Linked DNA regions of Homo sapiens: region 1 is linked to region 2. A link is a contact called in ENCODE Hi-C or POLR2A ChIA-PET data. All regions are on one chromosome and are shown on one strand. Each heading gives the region's core, a stretch centred on a gene start or an enhancer-like site at or near the end of the contact. The rest is flanking DNA. Distances are from core to core; before and after follow the strand shown.

Region 1 (5,946 bases), core at 57-2,556, 44 kb before region 2:
GATATGTAAAATGCTTAAAATTATTTTGCTCCATCCATCCATAGTTAATAGTATGAGATAAAAAATTAAAAACCTATAAAAGATACATTTTGAATAATGAACCAAGAGCGTGCTTTGCAAGAACTATGATTCACAGTATAACCACACTACCACATCCATCGTTTTTTCAGCTAATAGTCCTGAGTGTGTCTCAACTGATGAATGAGGTTTTATTTTTTAATCAGTATCATCATTAATAGATCAATAACACACAAGCTTAGAAGACTCTTCTTCCCAGAGAAATGTGAAAGCTTCCAGCAGTCTGAGGATTAGATTTCAATCATTTTCTTTGGAAAGCTACTTAATTATTAAAAACAACGGACCACTCCTTCCCCTCGCCACACCCCCCAACATATAAGCCATTTTGAAGGAAAAAAATAACCCAGGCTTAACTTGTTCTTGGTTCAAACATTTTTTTTCAGCTACTCTTAAATTTCACTCGAGAATTATGAAGTGAATTATTTTTCACACCTAAATGCATTTTATCTCCTACATATAGTTAATGGGATAACCAAAATACAGTTTGGTGGCAATTTGATATTTTAAAAAAGGAGATAAAATACTTAAAATGTGTATGGCTCAAATGAGACACAGGCATCCTGGATTTGCTCCCTAATGAATGACTGATGAGAACTCCTGGCATTACTTTCCAGTCCTTTTTCTTCCTTAAGAATACCAACTACTGCAGTGCTTTTCTAAAAAACCATAATTACTCACATTCAGCTTCCCTTTTGAAAGTATACTTGTACTCCTACTCAAAGACAGACAATGGATTGTATGAGGATAATCTATTAAATTCCTTTGTCAGAAACCTTATGCCCAGGGCAAGAAGCAATAAAATATGGAGCTCAGCTCCTAGTATCAGATTTTTTATTTAGCAAAATCGCACTGATATTTGCACCCCCTTAACTCCAAATGCTGCACACAAAGAAGCCAATGTGAACATTAAGGCTCATTACTGAAAAAGAAAAAAAAAATCAGTGCCTCAGTTTTATAGATGTATATCTCATTTACTGTGGTCAATTTAACTTCTATGATTTAAAAACAAATGACATCACAAAAAGATACAATGGTGTTGCTGAGGGATGAAGAAAATGATAATAATGAGTTTGGTCTTAACAACTCATTGCGTGCTTCTTTCTATTTCAGTAGTTTTCAAAGATTTGGAATTCTGAATTTTGACAGTGCCACTTTAAGAGCCCAATCTAGTTGCTTCACAATGTTGTAAATCAAAGAACTTACTGGGCCATTGGCAGCCTACCAAAAAGCGAGCAGTAAGGCAGGCCAAACACATGTCTGTAGTTACAGATTCAGCTGTGTACGAGCAACTGCTAAATCTTCGGGTTAGGCTCTATTTGTTTTACTATGAAGGCAGTTTTTGCAGCGGTGAGTCTAGTATACTTCAGAGAGGTGATTTCTATATAAAAAGTCAGGACTGTCCCCAAACATAACCATTGAATCCTGTATTAGTAACCCTATCACACCAAATCTGGACTCAGATTCCTCCATAAGAGCTCACCATGGGATTACTTCACTATGTGATGGGCGCCATTAACTCTCCTGGTCTCCTTTGATGTAGCCTATTAACATGAAGAGGGCTTGCACAGAAAGCCAGCAGGCTTATAATGGTTGAGTTAAAAGGTGGGGCATGTCTCCCATGCTCAGCTTTTCTCTGGGCAAATTTGTCAGTGTCATATCCAGGCAGTGACCAGCAATTGGTGTGCCACCCAGCCTGCAAAAGGGGCAGGGCTAGGAAGCAGAGATGTCTGCAACCAGTGGGCAGAGGCTAGTGTGCCTGCTGCTGATGGATGAAAGCTATCCAGTTTCTTCTGCAGCATAAATGGAGTCCTGTGAAGGTTTTATACACGTCAGCACAGCTTGTGTCCCTGGTATACCAGAGCCCGTTGAAAAAAATTCCAAGATAAAGAAATCCTGAGCTGGGCACGGTGGCCCATGCCTGTAATCTCAGCACTTTGGGAGGCTAAGGTGGGTGGATCCTGAGGTCAGGAGTTCGAGACCAGCCTGGCCAACATGGTGAGACCCCTGTCTCTACTAAAAATACAAAATTAGCTGGGCGTGGTGGCAAATGCCTGTAATCCCAGCTACTCAGCAGGCAAGGCTGGAGAATCACTTAAACCTGGGAGGTGGAGGTTGCAGTGAGCTTAGATTGCACCACTGCACTCCAGCCTGGGCGATGACAGTGAAACTCCATTTCAAAAAAAAAAAAAAAGAAAATTCTGGCTTGCAGTTCACAAAGTATAATACAGATTTATGCAGTTCAGCAGCTAAAGACGGAATTTGGCATGTGGACTCAATAAATTGGCTAGAATATAGCCCCATCCAATAATGACATGTAGAAGAATATTAACCATTGGGGCTTTCTCTCTAGGAGACACAAGAGAATCCATGTTGAATAGGTACCATAAAAGTTTCAGAATGTGGCCCCAAGCATATTAACACATGTGTCTGCAAGCAGTGCCAAGAATGAATTCCCCCACTACTTCATGCTCTCAAACACAATTTCTAAAGTGGTATCCATCCTCATAGGGTAGGACTTTGTGCCTATAAGCGTTCATCTACACTTAGGATAATTTATGCTTTGGGCCTGGCAACTGACCTTGAGGGCATCACTTGAAATATCAGGCATTTGTGAAAAATTGAAAAAAAAAAAAAAAAAAAAAGACCTTACATGACACTGTGAGGGAAAAAAGAAAAAACAGGACACAATTATAAGAAAACTATTCAAAGATAAAAAGACTTTTTTTTTTTTTTAAAGTTCAAACCTACAGAAGAGTTAAAAGAGCAGTACAGGAAGTATCCTTATCCCCTTCATGTAGATTTTCCGGCTGTTAATGTTTGCCACATTGACTGTACCTTCTTTCTCTCTCCCTCTTTTTTTTTTTAGAACCATTTGAAGGTAAGTTGCAGACATCATGACACTTTAGCAAGCATTTCTTAAGAATAAGAATGTTCTTCTTTATAATCACAATACCATTATCATATCTAGGAAAATTAACACTAATTCAATAATATTATTTAATATACAGTCTGTATTTCAACTTCCCTAATTGTTCTTAAAATGTCTTTCATAACTTTTGCTTTTTGATTCAGTATCTAATTTAATCTAGTGTGTGAAGGTTCATACATTGTATTTGGTTATTTTATTTTTTAATGACACTTTTTAGTAGTTTGCGTTGTTTTTTTTTTTTCCTTCTAGGTGTAATTGGCCTTTTCATCCTAACTGTGTCAGACATGGTTCTTAGGTCATGATAACCTTTCTCCATGTGGTCATTCCCTGAGGATGATGAGTTCTTTGGTGGAAACCAGGAGATAAGGTGATAGAAACTTTATGGTTAAGGAAGGTTCCAGAATTGTGGGAGGCAAGAATTTAGGTCTAAGAGGCGCAATCTCTTTTTTGACCTGAGTTACTCACACAACTCAGTCCTCTCATTTCCCACTCCCTTCCACATTCTCTTTTACTTTTTCTAACTTCTGGCAGGGTCTAGTGTGAATAAAAGATAAAGTTACAGACTATGAAGCACTTAAGACAGGAACTTGGCTTGTATTTATTTTTTTCCTTTTAAATTTCATAAAGACAAAGAGAAACATTAACATTTATACAGTCCCCTTTGCCTGTATTCTCATGCCTCCCCTCAGTTTCCTCATTTGTAAAAACGGAGAAATTATTAGTGCACAGTAAAATATACAACTCAGAACAAAGCCTGGCACAGAGAAAGCCTTTCAAGTGTTAGCTGTTGCTGTTGTTTTGTTACTATTATTAGACATAGCAATCTACTTATACTTTAAGATTGTTTCTCAACTACAGCCAATGCCTGCTGAAAGAAAAAAATCACCCAAACTGGTTTAACTGGTTTCCAGAGTCTAAACAGGCAACAGATGGAACAACAAATACTCGCCCATTAAAACAAACAGGGGTGGGGTTGGAAGGGTGCAGAAGTCTGAGAAGGGAAGGAAGAAGAGACTGGGGGGTCAGCAGGTAGGGGAGGGGCAGTGTTTCCAGACTTTTCTACGATCAGGAGCACCACACTCTGAAGATCCCTCCCTAGGAGCTCGGTATTGACTTTCCAGCCCTCCCTAGATTTCACTACGCTTCCTCAAGGTTAGCACCATGCTTTAGAAGAAAATCGTGCCAGGAGAACTTAATCATGACATATACAAACAAAACCAAATCTAAACACAGAGTGTCCTCTGCTTCTTAAAGCACAAATATACAATTCATACTCTTTCTGGAATATATACATGATACGATGTATCATCCAGGTCATCTTCCCATACATTTTGGATAACTCACCTTCTCCCAGGGTCCTCTGCAGCAAGTCATGTTTGGCTTGAAGTTTTGTGATGAGATTACTGCCTTCCAAATATTCTCTGAGTTTCTGCAAAAGGCAAGAATAATTTTTAAATCTTTTTTTTTTTTTGAGACAGAGTTTCATTCTTGTCACCCAGGCTGGAGTGCAGTGGCGCGATCTTGGCTCACTGCAACCTCTTCCTCTGGGGTTCAAGCGATTCTCCTGCCTCAGCCTCCTGAGTAGCTGGGATTATAAGCGCCCGCCACCACACCTGGCTAATTTTTCTATTTTTAGTAGAGATGGGGTTTCTCCGTATTGGCCAGGCTTGTCTTGAACTCTTGACCTCAGGTGATCCGCCTGCCTCGGCCTCCCAAAGTGCTGGGATTACAGGCGTGAGCCACTGCACCCAGCCTAATTTTTAATTTTTAAAAATTATTCAATGTCAAGGAACTTTTCATAGATCTAAAATCCAGCCACTTTGATCTTCTAGACGCCAGAAACTTGTTACTTGAAGTGTGGTCTGCAGACCAGCAGCATCAGCCAACCCTTGGGAGCCTAGGAGAGATGCACACTCTCAGGTTCCTTCTGTACCAGACCTCTGGAAATAAGAACTGGCACTTTCACCAGCTCTCCTGGTGACATGTATAGATATTAAAGTTTAAAAGTACTGTGTGTTTTTAAATTTTAGAGTTGGGGTCTCACTCTCTTGCCCAGGCTGGAGTGCAGTAGAATGATCTCAGCTCACTGCAACCTCTGCCTCCTAGGCTTAGGCGATCCTCTCACCTCAGCCTCCCAAGTAGCTAGGACTACAATTGCACATCATTATGCCTGCTGGCTAATTTATATATCTATATAAATATAAAAACATATATAAATATATATAAATATAAATATATATATATGTTTTGTAGAGACAGGGTTTTGCCATGATGCCCAGGCTGGTCCCAAACTCCTGGGCTCAAATGATCCTCCCACCTCAGCCTCGCAAGTGTTGGGATTAGAGGGGTGAGCCCCTGTGCCCAGCTAAAAGTACTGTTTTATACCAGTCCTCTAACTAACTAAATAACTCCTAACTAACTAACTCCTAAATAACTCCTAAACTCTTTCCGAAACTGACTGAATCAGGAACTCTGATGGTAGACAGGAGTCTATTTTAACAAAAGGAACCCCAGATGGTTCTGATGTGACTATAGAAGTGGCACTTGGGAATCCTAGATCTGAGCTCTGTAGAGTGGCTTGGGAAGTGGCGGGCACACCATGAAGTAGAACTGTTCAGTTTCCTGCTGGTTGGCTCTTCTCTTGGCGATGCTGGGTTTACTCAGGTAGGTTTCAGAGACAGTGGACTTCACTGATTCTGTGGAACGACTGTGCTGGAAGCATTCAGAAACATCATAGTCCTCGATGGTGACCATATCTTGTATCGTCTGCAAGGTGGCTTCAGTCGTTTTCTTAACCTGGGAATAGAAATACATTTCTCACGTTAGTACATTATTTCATGAATCCCACAAACAGGGAGAGTCCACTCTGTCAGGTAGAGATGAGGACACAGGGCCTGCCCCCGCCAAATTCACAGTCTATTAGGAGAGAAACAAAGGTA
Region 2 (6,013 bases), core at 181-2,680:
TACACATTTTGGCTATATTATTGTTACAAAAAAGTTTGTGTACAAAATTGTGTCATATTTCCTAGGACAAATTTTCAGAAATAGAATTGCAGCATTAGAGAATATGCACATTTTTGAGACTTAGTAATATATTGCCAATTTTATACTCAGCTAATTAAAATAAACTGATCTATTGTGTTATCTCTGAAAGTATTTCAGACAACATAGGTGCTTAATAAATATTTTCTTAAATAATAAACAAGCTATTCATTATTTTTATAACGGTACCTATAAATCGGTATGTAATCTCTGTATTCTTAGGTACAGGAGAGTAACAGTCACAGATTTCAGAGTCACAGATTTTATCTGAAAATCATAATTTTTCCAATATAATTTCAGTATGCTTTCATATGTCAGACATCCGGGTGAATTCGAAAACCTGTGTATTTTGAGCACAATTATGCTCCTTAAAAGAAACAACACATGTAAGGTGTGATGACTCCAATGCAAAGGATGTATCGAGGAGCACACCCGAACTCGGCACCCAGTGCTAAGCATTTGTGGCAGTACTTTATTATAAATGATGTCAAATTCTCATCCCCAGAAGACAGACTTCATTTCATATGGAAATAACCACGTTACTCAGAGCCAATTTTATAACTAAGGTCTAAGAAGTTGAGAATAATGCAATGTTTTCAAGTAATGAATTTGATTTTTCTCATTTCAAGAGATGAGTTTTTAAATAGTTTGAGACCTGGAAGCATCACTGGAACAAATATATTTATTTAGGTTAATCCATATGAAATTGATGTTTCTGTAGGTTATTAAAAAGGTGGAAAATCAGCATTTTCTTATGGTTCAACTTAACACATGTTCTCAAGATGACTATTTTGAAGGGTAAAACATGGGGTTAACGAAGAACCTTTACTTATTTTCATAAAATCTGATGATGGCTTTCCTTAAAAATGTAAGCTGGTAAATCATGTTAAAGGCATTACAGAGCCAGAACAAAGTAAGGGCTAAAATATAAAGCACTGGCAGCTTTTTCTGAGCCGTGTGTAATTGGAAAGTTGTCTGTTTTTAGTAATTATTGAACCTGTCTGGGAGAAGTTTGGTTGGCTACTCCAGTTTAAAAGCAAAATAAAATAGCAGTAGGAAGCAGCTGAGCAGCTGGGAAATGAAAAGGGAGTCACCCCGCAGCTGGGCAAACAGCAAAAGGTCAACGAATCTACACACACCTTGCATTTCTTTCTAGGCTTGGCTCTTGTTATTCCCTGCCTGAAGCAAACCCACATACTATTATATTTGGGTCTTGGTTCCAGTTATATCTTAAAATGAGAGGGTGTACACACACACACACACACACACACACACACACGTTGCTCAGCTGTCTGTATTCTTGCTAATAGGAGTGAGGAAATGAGAACATGTGACTCTCATTACACTTGGATGAAAAGGCACCTCAGGCCACCCCGAGTATCTGAGAAATATTTCTTTTAAATAAATTATCGCAAAGAAAAAATCTGAACTTCTGACTCTTGCTTGACTTGGACACTGAGGACTAGTATAAACAGGTAGTTTGCACAAACTAAGCCTGAGAGAAAGGATACTGCGCTGACTGCCAGCAGGGTGTTCCTTACTGACTAGTGTGGGTTAAAAGGAAAACATTTGAGTCTGACCTAACGCTGGAAAGAAAAGAGTGTATCTCATCATAATGTGGTTCAGCACAATAGCTGAGTATTCTCTACCTAGTTCGGTGGTAATTTCCGGAAAGCAAATTTCTTTGTTGAGTTTTCCAATTTGTCTTAGGGTTTCCACTATTCACTAAAATGTTAACAGTTACAGTGAATGAATTTTAAAAGTTGGGGAGATAAACGCTAAAAGCTTTTTCGAGAACTCTAATTGCAGATAATGAATGCAAGTACAAACTGCATTATTTAAAATGTAAGCTGTTGACAGAAGTCAAATGTATTTTGTGTTTAAAATAACAGACAGTTCTCTTTCTTTTTCAGAGAAGTAAAGGAAAGCTTTTATTTTTTACAGGTGCATTTTGAATACATACTGCAAAGAAAATAACAGCTTCTCCACCAGCTTAATGCAAACACAAGCCTTTGCATACCAAATGACCTGACAGGCATATAGCCATGTAAATGTACTCCCATAGCATATTTTCCTGTTTGAATTCTTCTCTACTAAAACTTCATGCATAATTCTCCATTCAATACACCTAATTTATCTTTCTTGCTCCATTTTTCCTCAACTGCTGAAAAAATAGTCAAGTAGAAAACGACCCACGTCATGAATTTCCTTAGGAGATTGGGATATCCTATATGATAACTTGCACAGAAGTTAATATTTTTTTCTTACTGACATGGCCATATCATGTATCTGACACTACTCTTATAGTTTAAATCAAAATAATAAAAATACCTGTAGCAAATTTAATGCTTCGTGTTAAGAAATCACTATATATCTGAAAACTATATGTGTTGGAGAGATCAATAGATTAATGATATAGTTTCTACTTTTTGACTACTGGCTCAAAAGTTAGAAGACACGGATCCCAGGAATGGATCTACAATTACTAGGTGTCGGGAAATTATTTAATGCCTCTTGATTACTTTACAAGGTCGTCATGGATGCCAAATTGTGTGTCCCTGTGTGTGTATTTTTTTAATTTAAATTTTATTGAGTATTTACTATATATATCTATGTATACAATATATACAGATATGTACATATATACGTATAATTTACTTTAGCAAGCATTATATAATGCTCACTATGTGCTAGACATACTTTTCAGCATTTTACGAATAACATATTTAATCCTTCTAGAAACTCTTATGAAATAAGTACCTTTATTCTTCCCTTTATGTTGATGAAAAAACTGAGGCAAAGAGAGGTTATGTAACTTGTCCAAGGTCACACAGCTGGCACAGCAATGGTGGGAACCCAGACAGCCTGGCTTCAGATGAGGTGTTTGGGACTGCTACGCCATAACCTTTGGAAAGTCTAAAGTATCATACAATTGGAAGGCCTCTTTATCTAAGGGATACAGTCACTCTTAGTTATATGTAGGAATAGAGGAAAAGAGAGGATGAAAGATATTTATGTATTCAACATGTGCTTGGTGCTTACCACCCATAACCCACTGATGGGTGTGAAAAGAAATACTTGGTTTCCATCTTCTAAGAGTTTAAAATTTTGGAGACTAAAAAATGGGCCTTTGATATTCTGATGGGCACAGATGAAGGGAGGGCATCCAGGCTAGAAAGATGGTACAAGCAAAGTTCTAATAAGGCAGGGATGCGGGAAAGCACACAGGTGAGGTGGGCATGAGCAGACCAAGATGGCAGAGAAGGGGTCCAGGGAAGAACTTGGAAAGTAGATGGTTGGGTAACAAGCTGAAGGATAAGATTAGATAAGTTGGCATGGGCCAAAGAGTCTTGAAACCCCCACTAAGAAGGGCATAATGTATTCTATAGGTGTTGGTGAATCCACAGTGTTGCAGACAGTATGGTCAAAGCAGTGTCTTAGTAATAACATGGTGGAGATATGCAGGATGGCTTGGGGTGACTTCATTTAGTACGGAGGAAGAGGGAATGGACAATAAGAAAAAGAATCCACGATGACAGTTATAAGGCCTTTTCCCTGTTACCATTCTCTTTGACCTTTTCTTAAACTTGACATGATTCCCTCTACCATGGAGTTCAATGCTATCAGACTGGTCCCAACACCCATCCAAGCAGCAATTTGTGTACCACTCTGAGTCAGTCACTCACGGCTCCCTCCCCAGAATTTATATGTTCCTGCCTCTGCAGCTTCTCCCAAGCAAGTCCCTGAGCTGCTGTCCCCCAGCACCTCCTCCTTTTGACATTTGACCCATTCTCCATGGCAAGCTTAAATCTCACCTATGGCTAAGTGTTCCCTGGCTTCTCAGCCAGAGGGATCTTATTCTTCTGATTGCCAAGACAAGTATTGTCTTTCAAGACAGCTCTTCATTCAGAGTCTTCAGCACATAGCACTTTAGCTATATGTCACAGATCTCTGTGTACCACCCAGATTGTGGACTGTCCTGTAAGAAGAGCCAGGGTACCAGTCATGTTTATGTACCTTCAGATTCTTAAAACTGTCTCATATACAGTATGAGTAAAATAGGTGAGAATCAAATGAAGGATAAGAACCCATTTTATAGTAAGCTTGTCCATCCATTTATTCACTTAACAAATATTTATTAAACATCTACAATGCATCTGGCATTGTTCTTTTCTATCCTCGGCTTCCAAAATAGCACCAGCAATAAATACCTGGGATTGGACTAATGGGATGACAAATAGTTCTAAGTCATTTGTGAAATATGGTTAGTGTTGGAATTTATGGCCTCTCAGAAAAGAAATGATGTGGTGGTTTGGCAGGGAAGGGAGATGAAAAACAGTATGTTAGTGACAATATTTCCTAACTCTATATAGCCTGCTGCTTCACTAAATCCATTAATCACTAAAAGCTCTTCTGAGAAACTACATTCTTTGGGTTTCTTATCAACTACCTAAGATAAAGATCTATTTTCTACAATCAATACATAAGAGGACTCTAACTGTAGCTGAATTTCTGCAAGTGCCAGACTAACCAAACCACTGGGGTAATACCACAGCCTTGGAAGCCCACGCCCATTGTTTCCCAGGAAACTCTCAGGTGCGTGGGGAAAGCCACCAGGGCCACCTTCAGCTGAACCCCAGGAACCTAACACAGCCACAGTACCTCCCTCCAGGTCACAGCCTCTCTTTGGGCAAGCTGTCTCTCTGGCGGCTTGAGACAGTGGTAGTGGGCAGGAATTCCCTCAAAAAGAGCACTCAGGACACGTGTGCCATGATCTTTACATCTGCAATCTCCAGTCTTCTTGCTCTTTAGTATACCTGGCCAAACCCGCTGATGAACACAGACTCTGGAACCAGGAAGACCTGGATTTGAGTTCCAGTGCCATCAATTCTTAAGTGGGCAAGTTTCCTAATGCCCCTGAGCTCCAGTTCCTTCGAGGTAAAATGGGGATGAAATGACAGAATGTAAGCACACAGCACGGTGGGTAGTTATGATTCTTGACAGTGTCTAAGGTATGATGTAGAAGTAACAGTGCAGGCTTTGGGCCTTCATATCCAGGCTCTAAGCAGATAGGTGCAGGCCACTGTCTCCCAAAGGCAAAGCAGCAGAGAGAACTGAGGTACAATAAAAGCAGACCAACAGATGCCTTTTTGCTATTTCATGTTGAGAACTGGGCTAGCACAAACCTCATAAAAACTAAAACAATATATCAGTAAGGATGGCCTTGGAGGCGACTGCAAAGACACACATTTATAAAACACTCCTGAATTCACACTTTGGAAATGCTTTTGGCCTGTCTACACACACCTCTTATAATTAGCGCCTTTTTCAATGTATGGTGACAGTTACTCTAGAATCAGGTAGACATTAGCCCAGGTTTCAGGGTGCAATGTATACTGATTTTATTTATTCATCCACCAAACAGCTACTGAGTGTCTGAATACCAGACACTGTGCTAGGCCTTGAGACTAGAGATGAAAGACATAATCTCTCCCCAGTAGGGGTGACACAAAGGCCAGCCTACTCTTACTGCACTACAAATAGGAAGTGGATATATGCAGAGGTGGGAGAGGGGCAGTTGCTGGACTTCAGGGTAGGCTGAGTGAGAATTAGGTAGAGAAAAATTCCCAGGCTTCTTTGTAATCAGCTTATATTTAAGTCTGGAAGCCCATTTAGGGAGAGAAAAAAATGGATAATATATTTCATTTATATAAAGGATATAAAGGCATGAGAAGCCAGCCCTTAACATACACCTACAATGGATGTCTCTGTTTCTCAGTTCCCATCCCATCCCCCACCTCCCACTTAAGGCCTGCAAGTGAAACCAGAAAGTTTTTTTTCTTTTCTTTTTTTTTTTTTTTTCTTGTTCCCAGCATCAGGGCTGAAAGAGTTGCTGATCCCTGAGGTCATGAGTGGCCAGCAGGACTGTTACAAT

The links. Hi-C counts contacts between places; a loop is a spot of excess contacts on that map. ChIA-PET counts read pairs that join two places held with the same protein, here RNA polymerase II (POLR2A). Pooled maps may share reads with other maps.
Region 1: a loop to region 2 is called in a map of prostate gland, with 2.8 times the contacts of the local background. The contact joins two enhancer-like sites. A Hi-C loop is called at or near these places in 3 of 168 maps with a recorded cell type or tissue (A673, esophagus muscularis mucosa and prostate gland) and 4 of 50 pooled maps. POLR2A ChIA-PET finds 5 or more read pairs at or near these places in 5 of 52 experiments (AG04450, IMR-90, MCF 10A and 2 more).

Annotation. Positions count from the first base shown.
Region 1 is chr12:64,078,776-64,084,721 of GRCh38, reverse strand. SRGAP1 (SLIT-ROBO Rho GTPase activating protein 1) reads right to left here. Exons shown (of 22, transcript NM_020762.4): 9 at 5,606-5,803; 10 at 4,352-4,436. Among named protein-coding and RNA genes, the nearest start is that of KICS2, 140 kb to the left of the region's middle. Within about 2 kb of position 1,306, at least 23 of the 41 ENCODE cell types and tissues checked have a DNase peak (open chromatin) inside an H3K27ac peak, as active enhancers do.
Region 2 is chr12:64,034,973-64,040,985 of GRCh38, reverse strand. All of the region lies in intron 4 of SRGAP1 (SLIT-ROBO Rho GTPase activating protein 1), which reads right to left. Among named protein-coding and RNA genes, the nearest start is that of KICS2, 180 kb to the left of the region's middle. Within about 2 kb of position 1,430, at least 5 of the 41 ENCODE cell types and tissues checked have a DNase peak (open chromatin) inside an H3K27ac peak, as active enhancers do.